Linked DNA regions of Homo sapiens: region 1 is linked to region 2. The links are chromatin loops, found by intact Hi-C in ENCODE. Cell type or tissue: PC-9. All regions are shown on one strand. Links, peaks and the distances in the headings refer to the core of each region. The heading gives the core; the rest is flanking DNA. Region 1 has its middle 6.1 kb from the start of PTPN2. Region 2 overlaps PTPN2 (protein tyrosine phosphatase non-receptor type 2).

Evidence for each region. Hi-C counts contacts between places; a loop is a spot of excess contacts. Peaks named below come from ENCODE experiments on the same cell type or tissue, not always from the same donor. Only the 100,000 strongest peaks of a DNase experiment are listed, where the experiment ranks them.
Region 1: it touches region 2 in a loop (6-fold over the local background); 32 of 110 quality-filtered maps call a loop at or near these places.

What each region holds. Positions count from the first base shown.
Region 1 is chr18:12,887,640-12,893,020 of GRCh38, forward strand. No RefSeq gene overlaps it. Among named protein-coding and RNA genes, the nearest start is that of PTPN2, 6.1 kb to the left of the region's middle. In PC-9, for the core only: CTCF peaks have their summits at 3,048 and 3,247; DNase peaks (open chromatin) are centred at 2,522, 3,022 and 4,102; H3K4me3 peaks cover 432 bases; H3K27ac peaks cover 3,404 bases.
Region 2 is chr18:12,835,951-12,841,331 of GRCh38, forward strand. It overlaps PTPN2 (protein tyrosine phosphatase non-receptor type 2), which reads right to left. Exons shown (of 9, transcript NM_002828.4): 3 at 841-941. Among named protein-coding and RNA genes, the nearest start is that of PTPN2, 46 kb to the right of the region's middle. RefSeq lists enhancers at 3,762-3,821, 3,942-3,991, 4,032-4,081. In PC-9, for the core only: no CTCF peak of the experiment used is centred there; DNase peaks (open chromatin) are centred at 1,961, 2,381 and 3,261; H3K4me3 peaks cover 2,478 bases; H3K27ac peaks cover 5,000 bases.

The DNA of each region.
Region 1 (5,381 bases), core at 57-5,056, 51 kb after region 2:
TAAGGATGGCCACTATCATCACTTCTGTTCTATACTGTATAGTTATAGCAACAAGTGAGGAAAATTAAGAAGTGGTATAATGATTGGAAAGGATGAAACAAAGTTGATATTATAGCCAATATATTGTACACATAGAAAATCCAAAGTAATCTACAGGTCAACTATTAGATTAATAAGTGAATTTAGGCTAGGTGCAGTGGCTCACACCTGTAATCCGAGCACTTTGGGAAGTCAAAGTGGGAGGATCACTTGAGGCCAGTAGTTGGAGACCAGCCTGGGTAACATAGTGAGACTCCATCTCTAAAAATAAAAAAATTAGAAAAAAAAATTGAATTTAGAGATGTCTTTGAAAACAAAGTCAATATAAGAAAAAGCAGTTGTATTTTTTTTTTTTTTTTTGATGGAGTCACTCTGTCGCCCAGGCTGGAGTGCAGCGGTGCAATCTCAGCTCATTGCAACCTCTGCCTCCTGGGTTCACGCCATTCTCCCGCCTCAGCCTCCCAAGTAGTTGGGAATACAGGTGCCCGCCACCACGCCTGGCTAATTTTTTAGTAGAGATGGGGTTTCACCGTGTTAGCCAGTATAGTCTTGATCTCCTGACCTCGTGATCCGCCCACCTTGGCCTCCCAAAGTGCTGGGATTACAGGTGTGAGCCACTGCGCCCGGCAGAAAAAGCAGTTGTATTTCTACATAGCAACAGCAACTAGAAAATTTTTAAACATTGGAATATAAACTATTCCGAAAAATTCTTAACAAAAGATTAGCAAAACCTCTAGTCTGAAAACCACAACATATCACTCAGAGGAATGAAAGAAGAGCTAAATAAATGGAAGGATATACGATGTAATGTCTTGGAAACTTTAGTATTGTAAAGTTGCCAGTGCTTCTCAAAGTCATGTATGAATTCAGTGCAATCTCAATCAAAATCTCACCATATTTTTGTAGTGGAAATTGACAAGCTGATGCTACCATTTACAAATAAAAATGCAAGGGGCCAAGAATAGCCAAAATAATCTTAAGGAAGAAGAAAATGGAAGTTTTACCTCACCAGATAATAAGATTTACTCTAAAGCTACGATAATTAAAACAGCGTGTTCTTAGTGTGAAGATAGACAAATAGAAGAATGGAACAGAATAGAGTCTAAAGAAGAACTCAAGGGCCAAAAGTAGCCAAGAAGAACAGATCTGGAAGACATTATCCCTCCAGATATCAAGATCTCTTATAAAGATATGTGGTATCGACGCAAGGAAAGGCAAGCTGACCAAGGCAAGCTGACCAGTGGAACTAAACAAAGTCCAGAAACAGGTTCACACATATAGTCATCCGGTGTGTATCTTTGTGTGTGTGTATTTCACAAAGGCTTAAAGTAATGTGTCTTCAATAAATGGTGCTACATCCAAAAGAGCATAACTATATGTTTCCATTTTATATGAAGTTCAAAAATAGACAACAGAATAGTGATTACCTCTGGAGGCAGCTGGGGGCTGCCTCTGGTAGGGTGGGGGTGTTGCCTGGGAAGAAGCATGAGAGAATCTTCAGGGGTCCTGGAAATATTCCATATCTTGATTTGGTTGGTGGTACACTGTTGTGTATAATATACACGTATTTGTACATGTGTGTATAAAATGTCATTGAGCTCCACATTTAAGATTTTTTGGACTTTATTATATGTATGCTAACCTCAATAAAACTAAAAAATTCCTCACTCGAGTGAAAACTTTTTTAATTTAAATAAAAATAAACGGTATTTCATTTAGAAATGGAAACCAGGCACATTATCTTACACAGTATTTCATAAACTACCATCACCTAGTGAATATAGCAAAAGACTGTATATGGCTTCAAAGCCACATAATGCACCTAAATTCTCTAAAATTGCCAGCAATTACAAAGTGATAGATATGAGCCACATAGGATCAAGATGGGGATTCACTCATTCCATATTTTGGAGCCACAAAGTATATCTGCTGCCTAGGTTTGGACCAAATGCAATTAATGTATCAAACAAAAAATCCTAATATTTATTCAGCTTCATCCACAGCCTCCAAAAATGGTTTTAGTAAAAGACCAAATAAATTACGGTTTTTAAAAAAACTTTCGGGGCTGGGCGCGGTGGCTCACGCCTGTAATCCCAGCACTTTGGGAGGCCGAGACGGGCGGATCACGAGGTCAGGAGATCGAGACCATCCTGGCTAACACGGTGAAACCCCGTCTCTACTAAAAATACAAAAAATTAGCCGGGCGTGGTGGTGGGCGCCTGTAGTCCCAGCTACTGGGGAGGCTGAGGCAGGAGAATGGCGTGAACCCAGGAGGCGGAGCTCGCAGTGAGCCGAGATGGCGCCACTGCACTCCAGCCTGGGCGAAAGAGCGAGACTCCGTCTCAAAAAAAAAAAAAAAAAAAAAAATTTCAGGCTCTGTGTGGTGGCTCACACCTATAATTGCAGCACTCTGTGGGACCAAGGTGAGTGAGTCAGCCTGGCCGACATGATGAAACCTAGTCTCTACTAAAAATATAAAAATAAGCTGGGCGTAGTCACGCGTGCCTATAATCCCAGTGACTCAGGAGACTGAGGCAGGAGAATCGCTCAAACCTGAGAGGCAGAGGTTGCCGTGAGCCAAGATTGCGCCACTGCACTCCAGCCTGGGCAACACAGTAAGATTCCGTCTCAAAAAAAAAGCTGGGTGTGGTGGCACATGCCTGTAATCTCAGCTACTCAGGAGGCTAGGCAAGACAATTGCTTGAGCCTGGGAGGCAGAGGTTGCAGTGAACCAAGACGGCGCCTGTTGCACTCCACCCTGGGTGACAGAGTGAGACTCTGTCTCAAAAAAAAAAAAAACTTCCAAAAATAACTACCTAACCCAACTACACAGAATATGTGGTAGGCCTTCCAATGAACTATCATAGTCCCTAAATATGTCAGTTATCAATTTATTGACATTAAGCTCAAGGCTTCCTTTTTCACCTTCTCTATGAGAATGGATCTGGGCCCTTTAAATATTTTTCCTTTGCCAGCTGACACAGTGTTAAGCTTTGTCAGTAGGGGGAGTGGAGAGACACTTAAGGAGAAAGGGCTTGCTGGGAACCGCACAGGGGAACTGTGCTTGCTGGGCTGACTCCAGTGACCAGCAGCCTCCCCCAGCACCTTGCTCCTGGGGGTGCGTCTGTAGCAGAGTACCTCCCGTGAGACATCTCCCCGTGAGCAACTTTCCCATACACCCAGAGGGCAATAGAGTAGATTGAATGGGGGCCTCTCAAAAATGTGTCTGCCTGGAACCTGTGAATGTGACCTTCTATGAAAAAAGGGTATTTGCAGATTGAGCTACAAATCCTAAGATCAGATCATCTTGGATTATCAGGGTGAGCCCTAAATCCAATGACAACTGTCCTTCTAGGAGAAGGGCAGGGAGAGATTTGAGACAGGAAAGGGCCATATGAAGATGGAGGCAGAGGTTAGTCACTCAGCTACGGGGAACACCTGGAGCACCCAGAAGCTGGAAGAGGCAATGAAGGCTCCTCCCTGAACCCTTCCAAGGGAGCAGAGCCCTGCAGACACCTTGGTTTTGGACTTCTGGCCTCTAGAACTAAGTGAGGATAAATGGTGTTGTCTTAAGCCACCAAGTCCATGGTCATTTGATATGGCAGCCAGCTGTACAAGGTTTCCAGCTAGTTCCACAAATGCACCCCCACAGGGAGGGCTCTCCATGCAGCGGGCTAGAGGCACGCCTTCTCTAAGAAGATCTGGGACTCCTTAGAGTTTCATCCCTCAGCTTCTCAATGAAAAAAAATCCTTAAGCTTCTCAATGAAAAAACTTTTGAATGGAAGTACCTTAAAATTAAGGATTTCTGTTCATCAAATGACAGCATTAAGGAAAAGGGTGAACTGCAGAGTAGACGTTTTGCAGTGAATACTTCCCCAAAAGACTCAGGCCCAAAATAAAGAACGCCTACAAGTCAGTATGAGAAAGATAGCTTAATAGGAAAACGGGCAAGAGATTTTTGAGTAGGCATTTTGTGAAGAGGATATCCAAATGGCCAGTAAGCATATGAACCTTACCCTCATTAGTCACTAGAGAATGCCAGTTACTCCTATAATGAGATAATACCTCACCCCACCAGAGTGGCAGGAACTGGAAGCAGCTATAGGTCTTACACCTGCGGGGTGAATGAATGTTGACTGGGGGAGTGAGGAGTGTAACCGGGCCCTTTGAGATTTCAGCACCCCGCATTTTTAGTGGCTGAAACCATGAACATTCTGATCAGGCCCTTGCCTGCTTGCACATGTTAACTGCCCGCTTTCTGCCAATATCCCTTGCTCCCTCAATATAATGATAAACTGCTGATGTGCTGTTTCTTCACCAAGAGGAGAAGATAACTTCAAGGTCACAAAACATTTTTGCAGAGGGAATGGATGCTGTTAAGGATGTCATGACCGGCTGTTGATGCCCAGAAGTCTGGTTGTTCAAGGCACTATCTGAGACTGAAGAAACACAGACTTTCCCATCGGTTCCCTGAAACTCCCCCTCCCTTTTGTCTAGCTGCACAAAAACTCCCTGCTTCACCTTTTTGTTAAGACAGATTTGAGAGATCTTGCCCTCCTGCCCTCTTGCCTTGGTCAAATTGAATAAACCTTTCTCTATCTCCAAGCACCAGTGTCTCAGTGTTTGGCCCCAGCTGCTCATGGGGTACACAGGTCTGAGTTTGGGGTTCTACAATAGAAGTACAGTCCTAGCAAATCAAGCTGCATTGAACCATTCCAGAGGACAAAGGGTGGCATAAAAATCTGTTGGAAGAGAAGTTACCAGAGAGTGACAGATATATACTTTACCACGTTGTTAAGATAAATATCACAATTTTGCCTTGATTAGTCTTGGAAGAAAGAATAAATAATGGATAAAGGAAGATGAAAACTAGGTGACTTTGATCAGTATTCTAAAAATGATTCATGTGTCTTTTGTTGTTGTTTTAGAGACAGGATCTCATTCTGTCTCCCAGGCTGGGGTACAATGGTGCGATCATAGCTTACTGCAGACTCCAACTCTTGGGCTCAAGAGAGCCTCCCATCTCAGCCTCCAGAGCTGGGACTACAGGCATGTACCACGCCCGGCTAATTTTTAAATTTCTTTTGTAGAGATGGAGTCTCACTATGTTGCCCAGGCCAGTCTCAAATTCCTGGCTTCAAGTGATCCTCCTGCCTTGGCCTCCCAAAGCATTGGGATTACAGGTATGCGCCACCATGCCAGTCCCTAAAATGATTAGTTCTTGAGTACTTTGTTAGAACCATATTCCTTTGTATGTGTTAGATGGTTCTCAAGTCTCCTTAATTCTTGAAATCTAGAGCTTTTTATTTATTTTGATAATTTTGAGTCTGCATCCATCAGT
Region 2 (5,381 bases), core at 287-5,286:
GCATTTTAGTTTCCTGTGAATTGACGTAGTATAATAGCTCATAGTTACATTAATCTGCATATCTTTTTACTTATCAAATATTTTTCTCTTTCAAATAAGTCATTCTGATTTAAGTTATGTTTTCAAAAATCTCAAATATTATGGTATATCTTTTGAATATTTAAAAATCTTTAGGGGGAAAGACAGCCCTGTTGATAATCAAGTCTTTATTACTTGATGAATAAAGAGTAGCTGTGGATACACAAAAATCTCTCCTACTATCTCAGAATGGAAGGAAGAATCATGCTTGCACACAGGTGTGGCTGATGCGCTCAGAGGCAACTGGGCAGAAGGCCACAGGGAGCACAAGGCCTTGTGGCTGGGCCTCTGGAGCACCTGGTCTCAGCACCCGCTCAGGTCCTTGAAGACGACCAGACACCATCCAGGGCTTGGTGTACTCTCTGAAGATATATGCGAGGCAGGGGGAGCTACAGAAGAGCTGTCCAGGGCCTCTGGTTTTGCCACAGGGTATGGGAAGAGAAAAGAAGACACTAAGAAGCATAAGCAGCACTCTGTGTCAGATATAATGTAAGGAACACAATCTGCCAAAGAACTGGCCTAAGCCATTTCCTAAGAATTTTCCTTCACAGAACGTGTAATATCAAAAATAACTTGCCTTTTATCTTAAATACTCAAAGCTTCAAAACCTTATAATGTCCATAATTCATTACATCGTCAGAAAAAAACTGAAATACCATTTCATTTCCAAAAGAAGTCAAGATATACTTTTACCTATGATTTAAAGCAGAACAAGCACAAACACATCATTTTCAGACATTTGCGTGGTATCGTATTACTTGCCTGTGTTAAGATGTAACTCCTTTGTGCCTCTTCTATGTCAACTAAACTGGCATTAATATAATCATTCTCAGCATTTTGCAGTTTAACACGACTGTGATCATCTGAAAATAGAGAATGATAAACCACAACTGTCATTTCAAAATTACTGTTTTTATCTTCATATTAATATTCTAGGTATTTATAAAAAGACAGAAGAAATAAGAAAAATGAATTAGCATCATAATAGAGTTGAGACAAATCCTAAACTATTCTCTACTTTTTTTGTAAGGAGTATAAAATGCAATCTTGTTTATTACTATAGTGCTGGAAAGGAAGCACTTCTGTTTGTAGCACATTAGCCATTGTGACTTGAAAAATCGACCAGGAGTAAACATAGTTAAATGAATAAAGTACTTACCTTCCTAAAAGTAAAAGGATCATTCAGATTCTTGGTACCTAAGAATTGATTGGTCTACCTACAAAACGATAACTGGTCTCAAATAGATGAGACTAGATTTCCGAGGTTACTATATTTCAACCTCTTCATTTCTCAACAGATAAGAATTCCACTATATTTAAATAAATTTTAGCACTGAACTGTGTTTAGGTTAAATGCTGAAAATATTTAAAGACAGTTGGAATATTCCAACTGTATTCTTTAAAAGACCACTGAAGATACTTCACTACTTAGACTCTGTTAACAGTTTAGAGATATTTCTAGTTTTTAAAAGTAAAAATCTCATAGATTGAGAATTTATGCTAATTTAAATATGTGAAATACAAAATGTGACCTTATACATTTAGATGGGAAAGCAAGAGAAGCATGACACCAGGAGAAAAAGCCCATGAATTAACTCAGAATCCTCAACACACAACTGCCGGATGCATATCACTGAATTATAAAACTAAAAACATGGTGTTTGATGTTTAACTCTAGAGAATGCATACTATTACAAGTTGTCCCTCTCAAAGAAATCCATACTAAATAGCCAGTCTCTCCTTACTTTTAAATGAAAAAACTGTTTATATTATCTCCATATGAAAGAAAATGTAAAATGGCTTTAGTTTCACACATCAATTTATCTGAGATGTTTCTGCTGGACTGAACCCAAGACCTCTGTAAATATTACATGTCATTTGCCAACAGGAAAAACTAAGATCTTGTTATAGTAAATCACATATACTAGTGTTCTCAGAAAGATGATGTCAACAAGCACTTTTTTTTAAAAATCACTTTTTTAAAAAACAGTTTAATCACCCTTTAACTGTTATATTATGTAAAATAGTAAAAAGGTCAGCAACTTAATTAAAATAAAGACCACATATCTCCTAGACAACATACCAAAAAAAGAAAGCCTGGTTTTAGAAAACTACATGATTTTAAAATTAAAGTTCCACTAAAATATCACACCAAAGGAATGTATTTCCTCATGTTGTAATCACAGAAAGAACACTAACCAAAGGCTACTCATATCTATTGCACAACTGAAAACAGCCATTTAGCTAACATGCGGTAGGAATCCATAAAACCCGGGAAGGTCCACCTCACAGGGTGCTGGGAATCTGGTTACCCCACATGGCACCACCCCACACCCTTGCCCAGCTATGCAGGAAGTAAACCTAGAGAAAGACCTTCAGCCAGAGTATTTGATACCTCACCCTCAGGACTCTGAACTAAAATTCACTGCTATTTTCCTTCTATCTGTAAAATATGCACGAGGTGTTACCTCAATGCTCTATAAGCACAGTAACCACACACCAGAAAAGCCCAGATCCAGTCCTGGGAGGCAGTAGGGAGGAGGGCACTACCTGCAGGGCACTGGGTCTGCAGGGCTCAGCCCCTGGCAGTGGCCTCGCTTCCTGTTTAACATTAATATACAGAGTCAACAAAAGCAAAGGAACGGTGAATTTTCTCAGGAAAATTTTTTTTTATTTTGTTATCAGATAATACTAAAAAAGAAAGGTAATCCTTGGGAAAACTCTATAGCTATTTAGAACTGACTACAAATGTTATTTGAGCCTGTATTTTCTTCTCAAGGCTGATTAAAAACAAAACTGAAATACCTACATCACTAGATATTATTTTAATTCTTCTGTTCTTTTAAGAAAAACACATACAAAGGAAAAATGAAAAACAATTTAAAAAGGAAGAAATATTAAAGCAAAAAGGAGAAATAAAACTTTAAAATAAATTTAAAATACATTAAAATTATAAAAACAAAAATTGAAAAAGATTAATATAAAATAAAAAGTATATATAACTTTTTGATTTCGAAGAGGCAGTAGAGAAAAAAATAAAACACATCACCTTAAAATAACTATTGCAAAAGATTGTGAATATACACATTTCAGGAAGTGAAACTATCAAAGCCTCTTTATGAGAAACTGTGACTTTATAATTTATACTCTTTAGTGATGATAACAAAGAAGGGCACTACCTCTTCTCCAATTAAGGATCACAACACACGGTTTCGAGTTTGTGAGAGCATATACACAGGTTCCCTTAACAACCTGAGTCACAGGTCTCTTTTCCCTGCCCAGATACTATCAGTCAGCCCCAAATCTGTAAACTAATCATTAAAAAACAAACTTTTGACTTCTGAATGAGAACACACAGAAAGGTACATCCTTTCTCCTCTTCCATAGGAACCTCTGACATGAGATTATCATAACAGCAGCATCCCATAACCTTTGGGCTGTATAAGTAAGCCCCAAAGCCCACTATACTTTACCATCCTTGTAAGTCTGGTTATCTCACCCTTTCCTCTTTTAAAGGATCCAGTAAAGGGAGAAAAATGAAGATAGTTCAAACTCTTTTGCATGGGATACCACAAAAGCAACCAAACCACACTTCACAGGAAATCTTATTTCTCAACCTCTACTAGCACTAGTAGCAGAACTATCAAGAACATACACTTTTTTTTCTACAGGCATCATCTGCCTTAATTCTTGTCACTGAGTAAATGAAGAAATGCAATACCCAAACAGAACTGTGGTTTATAACTTGGATTAAAATTAAGCCAATTTCTGACAAGGAGTCCCTTCACCTCCTACCCTCAAACAGCATGTTTTCTGAGAAACAGCTCCACCTCTCAAGAAATGACTAGTGCTAGCTGTGGCTGTGCTGACAATACAGATTAGTTTCCTCTTTCAATACTGTCATCATAAGCTTTAAAAAAAAAAAAACAACCCACAGCTTTCACCAAATATATCATTATTGTAAAGACATCTCCTTTTGGAAAGTTTTCCAGGTCAAACAGAAAGGAGAATTTGTATTCATTGTAACTGGTTACAATTCATCCTGAACAGGTTAAATCACAGCAAAGATCAAGCATCCTTAACTTACAAGTCAGGCAAGAAGATGACCAATTCTAATAGTACAGCGTGAACCAGTGACTTTTCCCCTTTAGATTTTCCCATTCTCAACTAAGGGTAATCAGTACGTTTTCAAACAGTGATGTCCAAGAACTCAAAGCATTTTCTAGATTTGTCAACTCTCTTCAATCCTGCAAGTAAAATAGTCGAACAACAAATATTATGCATTCTCTCTCATAAATCGAGCAATGAACCAAAAACAAAGCTGGCACTAAACACCAGGTCACCATATACTCCCCCATATTAATGGAGAATACAAACTTTAGTACACATAGAATATTAACATTTCAATTGTTTGCTCTGCAAAGAAAATTCTACTTGATGAAAGGTTTCCAATTGACCACAAAACCAACCAGAACCACTGTCTAGAACCATTTGGTGCCTACGACATGTCAGGTTTGTGTGACACTCGTCACTGGGTCACCTCTCTCAGTCCTCACAGCCCTATGAAGTGCATATGAATATGGATCACACCCATCGCACTGTCACTCAGGGAAGTCAAGTCATCACAAGTGTAACACACTAGAGCACAAAAATGAAACCTAGATTTGTGCAATTTAAGAGATTACCTATTTCCTGCATTCTGCATTCCATGTCTCCCTGATCCATCCAGTTGGTGCCTTTACCATCCTTTCCATACATCCTAAATTCTTGCTGACATCACCTTTTCACGTTGCTCTCCACTCAGGTGTGACTTCCAACTCCTCTCTCACATAAACCCCACTTCTGTGCCGATGCAGTCCATGACATATCTTCTCTAACTAGACGCTCTGATGGAATGCCTCCATGATGAACTGGTCTGTTCCCTGCATTGAATACTTTCAGCAATCATACACAATTTTTAGTCAACAAACATATTTTAACCTATAGGGATCTAAAGGTAAGACATTATTTGTTTGAAGCTTTTAAAAAGGAAAAAAGAAATTATATTAAGCCGTGACTCTGAGTACTGATACTTTATTGCATAAAATATTGTGGGAAGGAGCTTGAGTAGTTGCTACCTGAATAGGCCTAGTGAGATCAGCAGGAAGGGGAAATTCCAGCAGAGGGCACATCATAAAGAGGAATGAAAGGGAATGGTGTAGCGGCAGGACTGGCAGATTCAGAAAGGCTGGCGAGCTGGCTAGAGAGGGCTCCCCAGACACATTAAGGGCGGACCCTGAAGGGCACGTGGGCCGTGCTACAGG